2 separate regions of the Homo sapiens genome follow, and region 1 is linked to region 2. Evidence: chromatin loops called from intact Hi-C (ENCODE). Cell type or tissue: chondrocyte. All regions are shown on one strand. Each heading gives the region's core, and the rest is flanking DNA. Links, peaks and the distances in the headings are about the cores only.

Region 1 (8,335 bases), core at 78-8,077, 170 kb after region 2:
GGAGGAGAAAAAGCAGATATAAAAGTCACAAAACATAGGTGTAAGACCCTGGGGTCAGCTCCTCCTTGTTTATATGGTCTTGAGCAAGTCTTTTGCTTCTCTGAGCCTCAGTTTCCCTGTTCCAAGATGTGCATGGTGACATGATACTTACCTAGTGCTTACTATGTGCCAGCTTCCATTTAAATAACTTATATACATTAACTCATGTAATACTTAAGTGACACTGTGTGGTAGTTATGACATCATTCCTATTGTACAGATGAAGCAAGTGAAGCCAAGAGCTCACCCAACTGAACAAAAGCACCTATGTCATGGGGTGAGAATTGAGGAGTTAGAATTTACAAATCTCCAGACATCATGCCTGGTACACAGTAGATGCTCAATAAAACATAGCCAATGCTGTTGTCATTGTTAAAATATCTTTCAGGGTCATTGTTGCATTCAAGTATAACAACAAATACACGTGATTGATAAGCATTGTGTAACTGTAGGATGGGTAAACTGAGGCAGAGAAAAGTGAAATGGCTTGCCTAAGGCCATACACATTTACACTGAAGATTTTGCTCTTTTCTAAGATCCACCTTGGCTCCTTTATGGAGTTTTTGAGACCAAGTCCCAAGTTTGATAGACCAGACCCCAGCACACAGGCTTTGATTCTGAAAGACCTGGATCCAAATCCTGCCTCTACCACTCCCCAGTTGTGTGAGTAGAACAGGGTCCTTTTTATCACCCTCCCTGTCTGAGAAATAAGATGAAAGAATCAGGCACACAAGAATCATGAGCAGAATTGGATGAGAGGGAGCAAGAGATCAGGGTTTGCCCTCAGCCCTGCCACTTACTCCCTGCAGGACCTTGGACAAGCTGACTTCTGCTTAGTTTTCTTATCTGCAAAATGGGGATTATAATTCCATAAGATAATGTTAGAAATCTTGGGTTTGTCCAAAACCAAACCCAAGAATAAGGAGGACCTGAAAATGTATATTTCTAGCAAATTCCCAAACAATGTTGATGCCACTGGTTTGGGGACCACACTTGGAGAATAATAAATCTATAGGAAAGACAGGTGGGATGGAGTTCAAATCAAAGCTCTGCCATTTCTTTGCTGTGTGACCTTGGGAAAGCTACTTGGCCTCTCTGAGATCCAGTTTTTCTCTCTTAAAATGCAGCAAATGATGTCTACTTCACAGAGTTGTTAAGATCAGAGGTAATAGAAAAAGTACCTGATACGTAAGAGGCTCTCGACAGAGGGCAGCTGTAGGTGACAGTCTCTTGAGGTGCATGAAAATAAGGTTTTCAATGAAGACCACCACCAACAGAATAGCCTCCTTGAATTTGTTTTTCTGATGGGTAGAGAAGAGAGAGAAGTTTCACAAAACGTAGTTCCATGAAGTCAGCAGCAAAAGACTGGGGCTGGGGAGCTCAGAGGAAATGCTCAGTGACACATTAGGCAGAATGGATGCCCAGATTTGTCTGTGCACACAAAACAGCACTAACCTAAAGAATCAATTAGCTCCCTGCCAGACAAGCTGTCTCACCCCAGGCACCCAGAGAGGGCCTGCCTGCCCCAGCCACCCTGAGCACCACGGAACAAATCTTCAAAGTCATTTTCTTTCTACTTCCGATGTGATTAAGAGACAAGCTGCCTCAACTGGGGGACAACTCCATTAACAACCCTCAGATGGCAAAATGTCATTGGCCAAGATGTCCTGGGAGGAACATTGTTCGCGGGGGGAGGGAGACAGTTGCACTTGCAGGTACAATGTGACCGTTGGCAAATCTGGGCTCTGGGCCTCGGTGTCCTCTTTGTACAAAAGAGAGGAATTAGATTAGCTGACTTCTAAGAACCCTCCAGCTTCAATATTGTATGATTCTATATACAACAGTCTTGAGTGGGGTCAGAAACAGGGATCTGAACGGGATTAAGAAAGTCAGGGGCTTGGAGTGTGGTCTGCTTCAGCACCACAGACAGCTCCAAGCCTCTGGGCATCCCAAGAAAAATGCCTGAATCTGTGTGAAGGCAGATGTGTGTATGAGTGACGTTGACATTATAGTTTAAGTCAAGGGTCCTCAATCACAGCACTATTGGCATTTGGGGCCAGATAACTCTGGAATTTTTCCCATGTATTGCAGAATGTTTATAAGCACCCACCCCACACCACCCTCAAGTCATGACAATCAAAATCATCTCCCAGACATCGCCAGACATCCCCAGTGAGTGGGAACAAAATCACCTCCACCTGAGAACCAGCAATCTAAGTAAACAGCTCTCCCTGCAGTGCACAGCTGGGATCACCCTCATTGCCCCAGTCCTGAGTCTGTCCTTCTAGACTTAAAGAATCCAGGAACCTAAAACTCTATATTTATCTCTTCTGGTGAGCAGCAGTAAACAGGTTTAAAAAAAAGGTAAACAAGTTTTTAAAAGAATTACAGACTGCAGTAAGTGCTGTAGAAAAGATCAACAGGAGGATATGATTAAAAAGATAATATGAGAACACATGTCACTTTAAATAAGGTGGTTGAGAAGGGCCTCCCTGAGTAGGTGACAATTGAACTGACACCTGAAGGTTGAGAAGGGACTACTTGTAGGAAAATGTGGGGACATTCATTTCAGGCAGAAGAGACAAAAAGTTCCAAAGCTCTGATGTTGGAGAGAGTTGATTATGTTTGAGGAAAAACAAGGAGGTCAGTGTGGCCTCCTGTAGAGTGAGAGAGGGAAGAACAGCAGAGATGAGGCAGGAGAAGAGCAGGAGAAGGATTTTAAACTAAATCCCTGGGGAACACTTCAGGTGCTAGTGGAAGCCTCCCCTCCTGGGTCTTCAAGACCCACAGCAAAAGCCTTAGGCCTCCTTCACTGTAAGAAGCCACCACGGCTGCAGACCAAGCCCACACTTTCAGCTAAAGGTGAGATCAGTGTCTTACAGGCTGCTCAGAAAACTAAGTTTTTCTACAGCTTATGAAAGCTCCCCCTATTTCTAACCAGAGGTCAAGATCAAGAAGTTGCAGCACACTTTGCAGCATCCAGGGAACAGGGTCTGCCCTTCCTTAAACACATGTCTTGCCCTAGATCCCATGGTGTTATCAAGCTTTTGAGAGCATCTTGTGACTTAGTAAGGTGGCATGATGTGGGGCAAAAGAGAGAAAATAGCAATTTCCTGGGGATTTATGACCATATAATTTAGTTTTCCTGCCTGAATCATTGTGTCTTCTCTCTTCCCCCAAGCGTCCTTCAAAAGTCAATGACTTCAACACTTTGCAAACCTGTCCTGGTCCTACCTTCCCAAGGGGAAGCTCAGAGCACCTCTGTCATTCCTGTTTATTGAATGGAGCATCAGGGGGCAGTGAGGTCTTGTGAGAAGTTCCCAAAGCCCCCACATTAAAAAGCAATTCTAGGCACCTGGCTGCTTCTAAATGTACATCTTTATTCATCTCTACCTTAAAAAAAATGTATCTGTAGGGGAAAGTCAACAGCTTGATTCCCAGAAAATTTCAATGAAGAGATGGACACCACTTCAGACCTTGACAAGGACAGTGGAAATTGAATTCCAGGAAAGAGAATTATAATAGTAGCACTTACACATAAGAATTCTAGAATCAAACAGAACTGAGTTCAGACACCAGATCCTCTACTTACTATCTGGGAGGCCCTAGGAAATTGATTTTACCTTTCTGAGCTCAAGCTCCCTCATTTGTAAAATCGAAATAATAATACCAATAATTTCATAGGGTTCTGGAGGAGAAGGGAACTACATAAGATTCTGATAGAAGGTAAGCTTCATGACAGCAGGTCCTGAGATTGTGTTATGATTGTAAGGACATGTGTTCCTTCTATAAATATTGATTGAGTTCATAATCTTATGAGTGAGTGCATATGTGAATAAATAATGAACCAGAGGAAAGGGGATGCTTGTTATGTAGTGGCAGAGTTTAGCCATACTGTCACCTGTAGTAAAATGGAAATTAAATAATATGTATAGTCTATTCAGTTATCTAAACAAGGGGATTTCCTGGCAAAATATTAAAGATGACACCTGGTTCTTCTTGCTGTTTATAGTAAAATGCAAGAGGCAAGAGACAACCTGAAGGAATGACTGATAAACAAAAAGAAGCCAGGGCTTGCTGGTTTTGAAAATTGCTTGTGTCTCTAGATGGCAAGTGATGCCAAAATTAAGAAAGATATCTGGGCAAAGGTTGAATCCAGGACACTGTCAGGAAATACAATATAAAGTTGAGGGTGTGACTGTAAAATTCATTATTAATGCCTCATAAAGACCTAAGATAACCAATCAGTCAAACCATGCAACTTTTAATAAGCAAGGGTATTATGCCTCCACTGCCTTGGGATTCTCAGCAGAAGTTTGAGGTAGAGAAAAGTTTATGCCAATGAGATTCATGAGTGTGGCTTTTTTTTCTAATGGAATGAGCCCCCAATAAGATTCACAAAAGACCCACAAAATTTTTAAGAGAAATGTATTGGCAGAAACACAGCCCACTTGTATTGAAAGAAGCATAAGCTGCACAAATTAAAAAGAGGACTTTAGACCCACCCCCACCACATCTACAGAAAAAAGTAAGCTAAAAATACAGCCCATCTTCATGCAGGCTACCTTTATGGAGAAGAAATGATGACTGGGTGATAAAACCAAGAGTTCAATAGGTGAAGCCAAGAGCCATGGAGATTTAGTCAGGCCTTGAGTCTTGTTGAGTAATAAACAGCTAGATTATCTGCACATAAGTAGACAAAATTTGCCTAGATATGACTGCTTAACTCAAAAATTTTAAATCAATAAAATTCATCTTTTAAAGTGAGTTTCTTGAATTAGAAAAGAAAGTCACTGAAGCCATGGAGGGAACATTTGTGGCAAAGCGTCAGCCATCCTGAACTCCTCCCTCCTCACTGTTAATCCGTGAGGTGTTAAGATCATGCATGGCTAAAGGAATCCCAATGAACAGACCTGGCCAATCTGAGTCCTGCATTCCTCTGGTCAGGGTGTTGGTCAGGGGTGGGGGACATATGGCTCCATCTGTCAATGAGATAGCAAGAGGTTTTACAGAGACTTCTGGGACAGGGTCAAATTCTCCTTCCCACTGGCCTCAGTATTGAAAAGGCACAGGAGTAGGAGCCACCATTAAGATTACTCGAGCACAGAGGAGGAACAAAAGGAGAAAAAGGCTTCATAGTGGAGGTAACATGAGTTGCGTCTTGATGACTAATTTAGTAGGCAAACAAAGTAGGGGAGAAGAGAACTCCATGAAGAGGGAAGAGTGTGAACAAGGGCTAGGAGGATTCAGACAGCATAGAGTGTTTCATGGAAATAGAACATCCTGGCTGAAGGGAAAGGAGCATGTGGAGGTAGGATGAGAGATGAGACAGGAGCAGGCCTCAGGCCTAATTATGAAAAGCCTTGTAAGCCACGTAGGTGACTTTGGAATTGAGGGCTCTGGGAAGGGCACAGTCAGGCTTTATTTTTTGTTTTTGTTTTTGTGTTTTGTTTTGTTTTGTTTTGTTTTTTGTTTTAGAAAGATCACTCTGGCTACTCCCTGGTGGAATGACTAGAGGAGTCTTGCATAGTCTATATTCATCTTAAATAGCCTTCAAGACCACAGACTATGAGGGCCAGAACTTTGTGGGTGGGGCCCCGAGGACAGGTCCTTGAGACCGAAAATCTGGGAATGCAACTTGTTTGAATTGAAGTCTTCAGTGGCCTCATCACATACAGCCTCTTGGCATCTGATTTAGTTTAGGTTCTCCAAGAAGCAGACCCTGAGACAGATTTGGGCACAGTTATTTATCTGGGAAGTGACCCTAAAAAGCACTGGTAGGAAAGTGGGGAAATAAGATAGGGAAGGATAGAAGCCAATAGATAGGGCATTGATGAGCAGGGCAGAGGTGACTGGGGCTCAGTCCCACTGGGTACTTCTGGGAGACAGTGTAGAATATGCTCAGAGTGGTCTCACTTGGAAGGTGAGGGAACTAGGGTATTTATCCACAAACTAACCGTCCTTGCTTGGTTTGAAGGGCTGTGTCTCCCCAGCATTTCTGGCCAGTCCCATTGCAGACTGAGTATGCATATGGCTGAAGAATGCCTTCAGACAGGAAGACTCAGGTGCTGGCCACAGAAGTCTGTGAGCATGTTCAGGGTCCATGAATGCTGGAGGGCTGCAGGTGGGACACCAACAGCATTTGCTACAGGAGGCATGAATGATTCTTGACATTGAAGGAAGGAAAAGAAAAGGAAGGGAGGGAGAGCAAACAAGAGGTAGAACAGAAGAATGTAAACAGGAAAGAAAAGAAAGAGAAAGGAAGGAAAAAGGACTATTTACTGAGCACTTACTATTTACCAGGCATTATAACAGAAGTCTTCATTTATCTTATTTAAATTTCACTGTGCTGTGAGGAGAAACTGATTGTCCTGTTTTCCAGATAAGATATAAAGGCTTGGATAGGCTGAAATAAACGACAAACAGATCTGGAGTTAAAACTCATGACCCCAAATTCTGAAAAAATTATCATCCTTCTTACTCTTCGGTGTGATGTGGGGTTGACACGTCTGGAAATGCAGGCCCCAGGCTGCAGTCCCATGGTCACATGACACTCGGCTGGTGGTAGCAGATGTGCTCTGTCAGACCCGTTGACCCTGCAGGAATAATTTATGCCTGAGGTTTTTGCTTATTTGAAAATAACTGGCTGATGGATGGTGCTAAATGAAGACCATCTGCAGATGTGAATTATTTAACGGCAGGAGCATTTTTCGGGTGCAGGGAAACTCACTGGGGCCCAAGCAAGGGGCCTGGATCCACTCTCTTGTGACCCATCACATCCCAATCAGAGAGTGGAAATACTCTTGGGGGAATAGATTTGAAATTTCCCAGAAGCAGCCCTGCCCCACCCCTGCCTCCCACACAGTCCCCCAGCTTCTCTGTCATGATTACTCACAGATGACCTGGATGAAATCATCTCATAAGGGAGTTATTGGGGAGAGAAGCGATGCCACTGACAAGGTATGTGAGCTTGGGCAGGGGCAGGTCACATTACCTCTTCAAGCCTCAGTTTCCTTATCTGTAAAATAGGCATGATATGGTTTGGGTCTGTGTTCCCACCCAAATCTCATGTCAAATTATAATTCCCAGTGTTGGAGGTGGGGCCTGGTGGGAGGTGGTTGGATCATGGGGGTAGAGTTCTCATGAATGGTTTAGTGCTGTCCTCGAGATAGAGTTCTCAGGAAATCTGGTTGCTGAAAAGTACGTATTACCTCCCCCCACTTGCTCTTCCTCCCGCTCCCACCACATAAGATGTCTGCTCCTACTCTGCCTTCTGCCATGATTGGAAGCCCCCTGAGGCCTCTCCAGAAGCAGATGCTGCCATGCTTCCTGTACATCCTACGGAATTGTGAGCCAATTAAACCTTTTTTCTTTATAAATTACCCGGTCTTATGTATTTATTCATAGCAATGCAAGAATGGACCAATACAAGGGATTATATTAGGGATCTCCAGAGAAGCAGAACCAATGGTGGAGAGAAAGGGAGAGAGAGAGAGACAGAGGGAGAGAGAGAGAGAGAGAGAAATTGGTTCACATGATTAGGGAGGCTTAGCAGGCCTACAATCTGCCATCTGCAAGTTGGAAACCCAGAAAATTTGGCAATGTACTTCAGCCCAAGTCCAAAGCCCTGAAAACCAGAAACACCAATGGTGTAAGTCTCAGTCTGAGGGCAGGAAGAAACTGATGTCCCAGCTCAAGCACTCAGGCAGAGAGCAAATTCAACCTTTCTTGGCTTTTGTGTTCTAGTCAGGCCCTCAGTGGGTTGGCTTATGCCCACCCACCTCCGGAAGGGCAATGTGCTTTATTCAGTTCACCTATTTAAACACTAATCTCTTCCAGAAACATCCTCACAGGCACACCCAGAAATAATGTTTAACCAGATTATCAGCATCTTTTAGTCCAGCCAAATTGACACACAAAATGAACCTTCTCAGGGATCATTAGGACTTAACTGAAAAATCCATGAGTCAATACATGAGTTACAGACCCTCTGGAGCCCACCCATATCCCCTTGCCCTCACCACTTCAGGGCACATTGGCCCAATTCTGTTGTCAGCACCTGAGGGCTTTCTCAGGTCCAAGGTTGGCCTGAAGTGCTGGGGCATCGGTGCCTCCTAGCAACATCCTCAATGATCAAATACCAAAGCTCCCCAACTCCTCAGGTAAGATAACTCTGAGGCATGTTTTCCACACAGTTTCCCAGAGCCTCCCAGTGGGATTGGGCTCCAGCCACCCACAGTGATGACTGGTTTAATAATGGATGCATTTTAGGCTTCTTCCCTTCCTTGTCTCACTT
Region 2 (8,335 bases), core at 259-8,258:
GGCTGCTACCTGGATGACACCCAGAGTCGGGCCCTTCGAGGAGTGTCCTTTTTTGACTACAAAAAGATGACCATCTTCCGTTGCCAGGACAACTGTGCTGAACGGTAGGGTCCCAGCATCCCAGACTTGTCCATTTCAGGCCCTTCCTTCTCAGATTCCCACCTGTGGTATTCTTTGCCCTGCTATGGGAGGGTGTGTTGAAGGGTGAGCACGTGACCACAGGAAAGGTTGACGCAAGGGTGTGTGTGCATTGTGTGTATGTGCATAAGCACATCCACACAACTGAGGACTGCTCAAGAGTTGGTCTATGGGAGTCTGTGGTTGTGCAACTGTGTCATATTGTGTCTAGGAACAATTTTGTAGCATACAGGGTACAGGGTCAGCTAGCTGTGTTTGTGAGCTTAATGCCAATATGCAATGATCTTTAAATAATAGTGGCCGTGTATGCAGGAGTCTTTGTGAATATGTGTGCAAGGGCTGAGAGTTGTGCTTGTGTGTGTAGGTGTCTGATTGCATTTGTTGAATGTTCAACAGTGTGTTGAGAGCATGCAAGGTTGTGAAGAATTGCACACAACTTAGAAATGCACCATTAGATGTGCATGTGCATGCAGATGAGTAAGCATAAGGCTTGCAAGATGTCCAAATGAAGGGTAAGGTGAAGGTATCTAATAGTTTCTCAATATATAAACTCCTTGTTTTTCTCCAAGGGAGAAACACTTGCCTGTTCAGACAGTGTTTTCCAATCTAAGAAGACAACGATGATTTTTATTAGACATGCACTGGGACTAGGGGGGAGTGAGTTGATGTTTTGAGAGTGGACAAGTCCCCAGAGGCCTGGTGAACAGGGACAGGACCCCTGGGGGCACCATGGGGCTGAGCTGAGCTTCTCTCCTTGTTTCTTGGGCCCCTTGACCTTGTAGTGGCTCATGAAGAGGCTCTAATATGCTCACCTTCAGGCTCCAGGTGGCTGTCTCTGACGGTCACAAGCTCTGCCAACCTCAGCTGCATGCCTGGTGTGGAAATGGGCAAGTGGATGACCCCTGAGAGACTCTTCCTGCTGTTCTTTATTTTTTATTTTTTATTTTTTTGAGACAGAGTCTTGCTCTGTCACCCAGGCTGGAGTGCAGTGGCATAATCTCGGCTCACTGCAACCTCCGCCTCCCGGGTTCAAGCAATTCTCCTGCCTCAGCCTCCTGAGTAGCTGGGACTACAGGCGCATGCCACCATGCCTGGCTTTTTTTTTTTTTTTTTTTTTTTTTTGGTATTTTTAGTAGAGAAAGGGTTTCACCATGTTGGTCAGGATGGTCTCGATCTCCTGACCTCGTGATCTGCCCACCTCGGCTTCCCAAAGTGCTGGGATTACAGGTGTGAGGCACCAAACCCAGCCCCTGCTGTTCTTGATTAGGAAACACTGTCCCCTTTAAAATCAGCTGCCTAGGGAGCCCACTATTAAAATCCTGAGCCCAGGACCCTCTCCAATTTGAAAAGGATTCCAAGTCCTTGATAATATGAAATCACTAACTTATCTGTCAAACTTGGGTGCAGGGGGGCGGGGGAAACAGAGGTGCATTCTACACAGCCCCTGGCCTTAATGAGCTCACAGCCGGCAAGGGGAGACAAACATGTAAACAGAGAGGGATAACATAGTCAGATAAGGGTTGAGATGGAAGAATCGCAGGCAGTTAGACATGCAGACAAGGTCTAAGCTGCCTGGGGTGAAAGGAAATACTTCTCAGAGAAGGTGTCAGCCAAGATAAGTCAGAGCTACTCATGTAATTCAATTTGGTTCAGCAAATATTTGTTGACTGCCAGTGGGTGCTGGACCTGATTCCAGGTGCTGGAGATGAAGAGATGAGCCATCCACAGCCCTGTCCTCAGGGGGGCTTCCCATCTGGTTGGGGAGATAGAGGCATGAACAATAGGCTTGGGCAATAGAATAACAACAGTTTATAACAGTTAAAAAGCACTTGTTCTGTGCCAGGCACTGTCTGAGCATTTTGCAAATATTAACTGTTTAACTTCACAAGACCCCTATGAGGCAGGAATGCTATGAGCCACATTCCACAGATGAGGAAACCAGGGTACAGAGACATCAAGTATAATGGGTGCTGGGGTGGATGTGCTTTGCAAGGTGCAGGAAAGTCAAGAAGATGGAAGGGATGGAGGGCTCCATGTGGAGGGTTTAGGAAGAGTTATCACAGTGAGACCATAAGCTGGGTTTTGAAGGATGAGTAGGAGTTTTCTAGGTAGGGCAGAAATAACAGCATGCTCAAAGGCCAGGACTCCTGAAATACACTGAAACACTCAGGGTGCTCAGGTAGGCAGCATGGGAGTACACAGAGGGTACAAAGGGAGTATCAGGAGGGGAAGCCACAGAGGTGTTCAAAGCCCAGTGAAATGGGGACTTGAAAGCTAACTAAAGCATCCAGATTTGACCAGGAGGGCAATGGGGAGCCACTGCAGGGTGTCTATCAGGGAAGTGGTCTACATTCATTCTATGAATGTGTATTAATCATCTGTCATATGCCAGGCATTGTCCAGGGATAGGTGGGCAAGACCCACAGGGTCACTGCCCTCCTGGATATTATATTCTAGAGAATAAGAACAAAAGCAATTTACAAACTACATTAAAAATCACTAATATCATTTCAAAAGTGATGAGGGTGTCTAAAGATATTATATTCTAGAGAACAAGAGCACAAGTGCTCCCTCAAGCCTCTTTTATGGGTTTTCCTGAACCTCAGTTTTCCTCCATCTCAGGTTTTGTCCTTCCTACTCCCAGAGCCAGAGCAAGCAATGCTCTTTTCATTTGTTTACAGAGTGGGGTAGCCACTAAGCGTCCTTTTTAGGAAAGGATTCCATCACTATGAAAAATTTCAAAAAAACTTGAAAACCTTGCAGTGCCTGGATTTTTATTTTTAGGAATAAATATTTCCTTGATGAATGTGTGAGCTCATTTTTGTCTTCTCTCGAAGGGGTGTGAGAGTCCCTGCCTCCCTCATGAGCTCCCTGTGCCTCTTCCCCTCACCCTAGCTCCTCTCAAGGGACAAGGAGGCACCATTCCTGGGTGATATTTCCAAGAATAAAGAAGCTGGACTCTGGAGAGATGAATGTCTCAGGTTTCCAGACAGGGAAAAGCAAGAAAGAGAGTGGGGTAGGGGAGACCACAGGATCTGGGGTGTGTGTGTGTGACAGGTGTACCATGAGCAGGTGTGTACAGGTGAGTGTGAATATGGACATGGTGTGTCTATGTGAGTAGGTGTAGAAGGGTGAAGATGAAGGCAGGTGGATGGTCCCTGGGTGTTCCTGTCCCCTCCCTGGGTCTCTATGTCCTCTAGGGGCCTCCCTGTATTCCTTCTTGGCTTTCCTGCCTCCACGCTGCCCCACTGCAAGGCCAACTCTGCAGCCTCCCTGACTCCTCTTAGGGTCTCCTTATCCCAGACCCAGATCCCCCTGCCCCATGGAGCATGCCTGTCTCACAGATCTCCTGGAGTCTCCCTGCCCACCTCAGGGTCTCCCCTGCCCTCTTTCCAGGGTCTTCCTGTGTGCTACCTCCCTAATCTCATTTATTTGGTGTCCCCCTGTCTCCCGAAGGCCCCCATCTCCCAGGTCTCCACAATGGGTGGGTCTCCTGTCCCCTGAGGTCTCTCCTGTCCCCTGGGGTCTCCCAGTTGCCCCAACCTCCCATCAGCAGTCTCCCCATTTCCCCTGGGATCTCCTGGTCCCCAGAGCCCTCCCATCCCCCAGGTCTCCATGTTGTGTCTCCCTGCCTCGGGGTCTCCATGGTGGCAGCTACCCTGCTTGACAGCAGCCTCCCCCAGGGGTTACCTGTATGGCGGGCTGGAGTTCGGCGCCGAGTGCTACTGCGGCCACAAGATCCAGGCGACGAACGTGAGCGAGGCAGAGTGCGACATGGAGTGCAAGGGCGAGCGAGGCAGCGTGTGCGGCGGCGCCAACCGCCTCTCTGTCTACCGGCTGCAGCTGGCCCAGGAGTCGGCCCGCAGGTGTACGTGAGTCTGCCCTGCCCCTCTCTGCTGCTCCTCCCTCAGCTGCAGCCCTTGCCCACCAAAGAGTCCCACATGTCTGCCCTGTACCCTCCATGGCTCCCCATCACTCCAAGGCCACCACCGTCCTGCCCCTGCCTCACCTCTCCCACTCCCTCACAGAGCCCTTTGCCCCAGCTCCTTTGAATGGTCCTGCATGCGCTTTTCTCTCCCTCCCACTGAGCTGCGTCTGGTTCCAGCTGTATCCCTCATTCTCACCAGTCTTCCTCCTTCTGAAACTGAGTTGGAGCCTGAGCCTCGCCTTCCCATCCTGATTTTCTCAGAGCAGACTGTCTCTAATGATGATGATGGTGGTAATGGCAATAGCAAACACTTTGTCCTTTTCTCCATGCCTCATATAGAATAGCACATCTAATCTTCACAATGACCCTTGACATAGGTACTATTATTTACTTATTCCCATTTTACAGATGAGGAAACTGAGTCTCAATGTCATAAAGCTTGTAAGCAGCAGAGAATTTAAACCGACTCTGGAGTCCTTGATGCTTTCAAAGAGAGAATTCATCCTGGCTTTTTCAAGCTTCTGGTTTGAGTCTTGTTGGAAAATCTCTCTGATTTCCAAACCAACAGAAGGAGGGAGTGAATAAGAGGACAGGAGCTGGCTCCTTGTCTGAGGGCACTCCTGGGTCCCCTCCTGGGGACTGGGGAGGAATGTTTAATGACAGCTAGTAACTATTTATAAATAATCTGCTGTATGCCAGGCACTGTCCTAAGCCAATTACAGACCTGATTTCATTTACCTTCCCTACAGCCTTTTCAGGTAATTACTGTTGTTCATTATCCCCAACCAGTCCAAGGTCACATAGCCTAATTCCAGATGACCTTAAGACCTATGAGAAGAGTTAATGGGCTTGATAAAAGATGGGGGGTGCTGACCTTTCTGGGGGTTACCCCTCCCACACAGTCCAAGGACAGAAGCAGAAATCCACAGCTGCTTCTCTAGCCCTCTGGCCAGTGCTTCCCAGATTTGCATGTGTCTGAGAGTTCCCCTGGGAGATCTTGTTAAAATGCAGATTCCAATTCAGCAGGTTCAGGGAGATGCTGCATTTCTAAAGAGCTCCCAGGTGATGCCAGGATGCTGGTCCATAGACCACATTTTGAGCCTCTGTGGATCTCGTCCAGAATGTAGTCCTGCCCACCCGGGTGGCTTTAGCAGAAAGTTAACAGCTAGTCTGTTTGCAGAGAAGGGCCTCTTGCATGTGAATTTCATCGTTTATAGAAACTCATTGTTTGTTTGCTTGAAAATGTGTCCAGTGTTTCAAATCCCATATATATATATATATATATACATATATATATATATTTTTTGAGACAGAGCCTCACACTGTTGCCCAGGCTGGAGTGCAATGGTGTGATCTTGGCTCATTGCAACCCCCGTATGCCAGGTTCAAGCAATTCTCCTGCCTCAGCCTCCCAAGTAGCTGGGATTAGAGTTTCCCGCCACCATGCCTGGCTAATTTTTTTTTTTTTTTTGTATTTTTAGTAGAGACAGGGTTTCACTGTGTTGGCCAGGCTGGTCTCAAACTCCTGACCTCGTGATCCACCCACCTCAGGCTCCCAAAGTGCTGGAATTACAGGCATAAGCCACCACACCCAGCCTCAAATCCCATATTTTTGAAGCTCCATTCAAGCTTTGCTGTGCAATAGGGTCAAGCATGCGGTCAATTTGCAAACTGGCTGGTTTTTCCAAATTAACTGCAACTTCCACCTCCCCATAGTCACATCAGTTCAGGTATGAAGCCCTAGGAGGGCAGAGGGCAGAGGACAGAGGTAGCATGTGAAATCCAGGCCAGAGAATGTCCATAGAGTGGCTTTGTGGTTTGGCTGCTAATATTATGAGTTTTTAACTTAGTGGCAGATTTGTCACCTTTACAACTGATCGCCTTTATGTCAATATTTATGTTATGTTATTTTGATAGCAACATTTGGACCATCTGAAGAGATGACCTGAAAGTCAGGGATATTTATAGGGAAAGCTGCTGCCAGTAACACATCCTAGTGGATGAAGCTGAGACAGATAACAAGAATTGGACTGTGTATGTCATTAGCCAGACACTAGCCAGACCTCCTTTTGGTTAATGTTCAGGTTGGCTGAATAACCTGGACACACTCTCTCTCAATATCTCTTTCTCTCCTCTCTCCCCTCTCTCCTTCTCCCCACCTCTCTCTTCCTCTTTCTCTCCCCCACCTTCCTCCCTCTCTCTTCCGCTGTCTCTCCACCCCCATTTCTCTCTCTCTCTCTCTCTCTCTCACACACACACACACACACACATTCAGACACACACACACACTGCTGTGATCACCTTGTATTATATAATAACACTTTCATTGGCCATGGGTGAGCTGGGGGGCTGCTGGCAGGAACAATGCTGCACCCCTCACCTGCCCCCTTCTGTGTGGCACAATTATTTGGGTGGTGCTTTGTACCATCTGAGAATAGCATTTTTGTATTATGTCCAAGAGGAAGAAACACACTTATTTCTACTGAGAGTGGAGTCCTGGATTCTCTAAAGTCCATCACCGTTGTTCCGAATCATCGCCATGTAAGGTTTGAAGCTTGAGCACCTTCAGCTGGAGACCCTAAAAGAAAATCTAAGCCTTATTAGCCTTGAGGCTACTAAGGCTGAGACTTAGAAGGGAGGCAGCTTGGACAAGGAGAGAGATGGTTGACAATGTTTCAAATCCAGTTGGCAACATGGTATACAAAGAGAGTGCAGGGACCATTCATTGAACCAAAACACTTGATGAGCTCCTCTGTGGATGAGGTATGGAGAGGCTCAGTGGTCAGTAAAGCACAATGCCTGACCTCAAGGAGCTTTCCATCTCATGGGGCAACAGACCTGATACTAATGAAATTGGTTCAACCATGAGTTAAAAGGATAATTTTGTGCAGACCCAATACAAGTAGGATTGGTTGAACCACAGACCCAGAGGGCTGCGGGGGCTCTGTCTTCAAGAGCCAAGGGAGCAACTTTTGAGCTGAATCTCATTCTGAGAGGATTCCAGGTGAAAGGGACAGCCATGTGTTCTAATTCATGATCAAAAGTCCAGAGTCAGCAAAGGTCATGTGTTGAATGCTATGTTGGAAGCACCTTTCTCACTGATGTCTGCATTTTATATTTGTAGAAACTGTGGCTCAGAGAATAGAAATGGCTAAATTGAACAGCACTGGGGGAGGCTCCACAAAGAAGGGGGCAGCTCGATAAAGGAGGGGACATTTGACAAGAGCCTTGAAAGGTTGTTGCCTGGCAGAGAAGAGGAGGATACCCAGACTCAAGACAAATCACCAAGCAGTGGGAGAGGAATTAGGCAAATAAAAGAGTGCACAAAAGCCTGGTGCCTATTGCAGGAAATGACTGGCAGGCATGGTTTTTCCAAGGCTACTGTGCCTCTTAGGGACTGACCATGGGCTTGAACCCAGGTCCATGAATCCCAGTTAGTATACCCACTTGCTACAGTGTTGTAGACACCCTGACCCTGGAATTTGGTTCAGAACACCATCTCTCTTTTAGGGGAGCTCCTTGGCTCCAGCTCATCTCCTTCCTTCCCTGACCCTGATCCCTCCTTCCACCTTGTTTCCAGACTCTAGGCAATGTGAAATCTGCAATGTCTTTGCTCTGACTCAGTGGTGCCTTCGATTTCCTAGGATTATGCCTAGGATTTGCTTTGTACACAAAGAAGTCAGAAAGGGATGCCTTCCAAGTCACTGGCACACAACTCTGGCATGTATTACATCAGGCAAGAGAAATGAGCGAACACTCCAGCAAACAGCTATGGCAGAAACCAGATTTCATTTGTAGAGTCATTAGTTGGTATTAACACTGTGTCCTAATTGTGTTTTCCTAAGCAGTGGCACAGAACCTTTAATGATTGGAGAGATCTAAAGGAAGGTTTTTATCTCCCAAGGACCATTCTGGTGGGGCATCTGCCTCGCACAGGATGCCAGCCTACGTGTTTCTGAGGTGAGGTGATGGAATGTTCCCATAATAGTGAGAGCATTAAAAGGTTAGCAAAGCAAATGTCTGCAGGCACCCTGCTATTCTGCCTTGACACAGACTCTCGGGCACGTGGACTCTTTGCCCTTGTTACAAAAGAACTGAGAAATGGACTTCTTTCTTGGTCAGATTACATTTTTCACAGCAGTTTGCTAAATGTGTCGGCAAGTGTAGCTCTCCTCCCAGGGATAGAGACCTGCTGGTGATTTGAGAACATTATGGCTTTACGCGATGTTGCAAGAAATTTCATTTGCCTGAAAGATTCTTGCAAGATTT

The links. Peaks named below come from ENCODE experiments on the same cell type or tissue, not always from the same donor. Only the 100,000 strongest peaks of a DNase experiment are listed, where the experiment ranks them.
Region 1: a loop joins it to region 2, with 2.0 times the contacts of the local background. A loop is called at or near these places in 2 of 110 quality-filtered maps.

Annotation. Positions count from the first base shown.
Region 1 is chr12:108,380,343-108,388,677 of GRCh38, forward strand. No RefSeq gene overlaps it. Among named protein-coding and RNA genes, the nearest start is that of CMKLR1, 45 kb to the left of the region's middle. RefSeq lists a silencer at 1,857-2,057 and an enhancer at 6,039-7,238. In chondrocyte, for the core only: no CTCF peak of the experiment used is centred there; no DNase peak of the experiment used is centred there.
Region 2 is chr12:108,206,300-108,214,634 of GRCh38, forward strand. It overlaps WSCD2 (WSC domain containing 2), which reads left to right. Exons shown (of 9, transcript NM_014653.4): 3 at 1-104; 4 at 3,822-4,006. All of the region lies in intron 2 of LOC124903077 (a long non-coding RNA gene), which reads right to left. Among named protein-coding and RNA genes, the nearest start is that of WSCD2, 81 kb to the left of the region's middle. In chondrocyte, for the core only: no CTCF peak of the experiment used is centred there; a DNase peak (open chromatin) is centred at 3,841.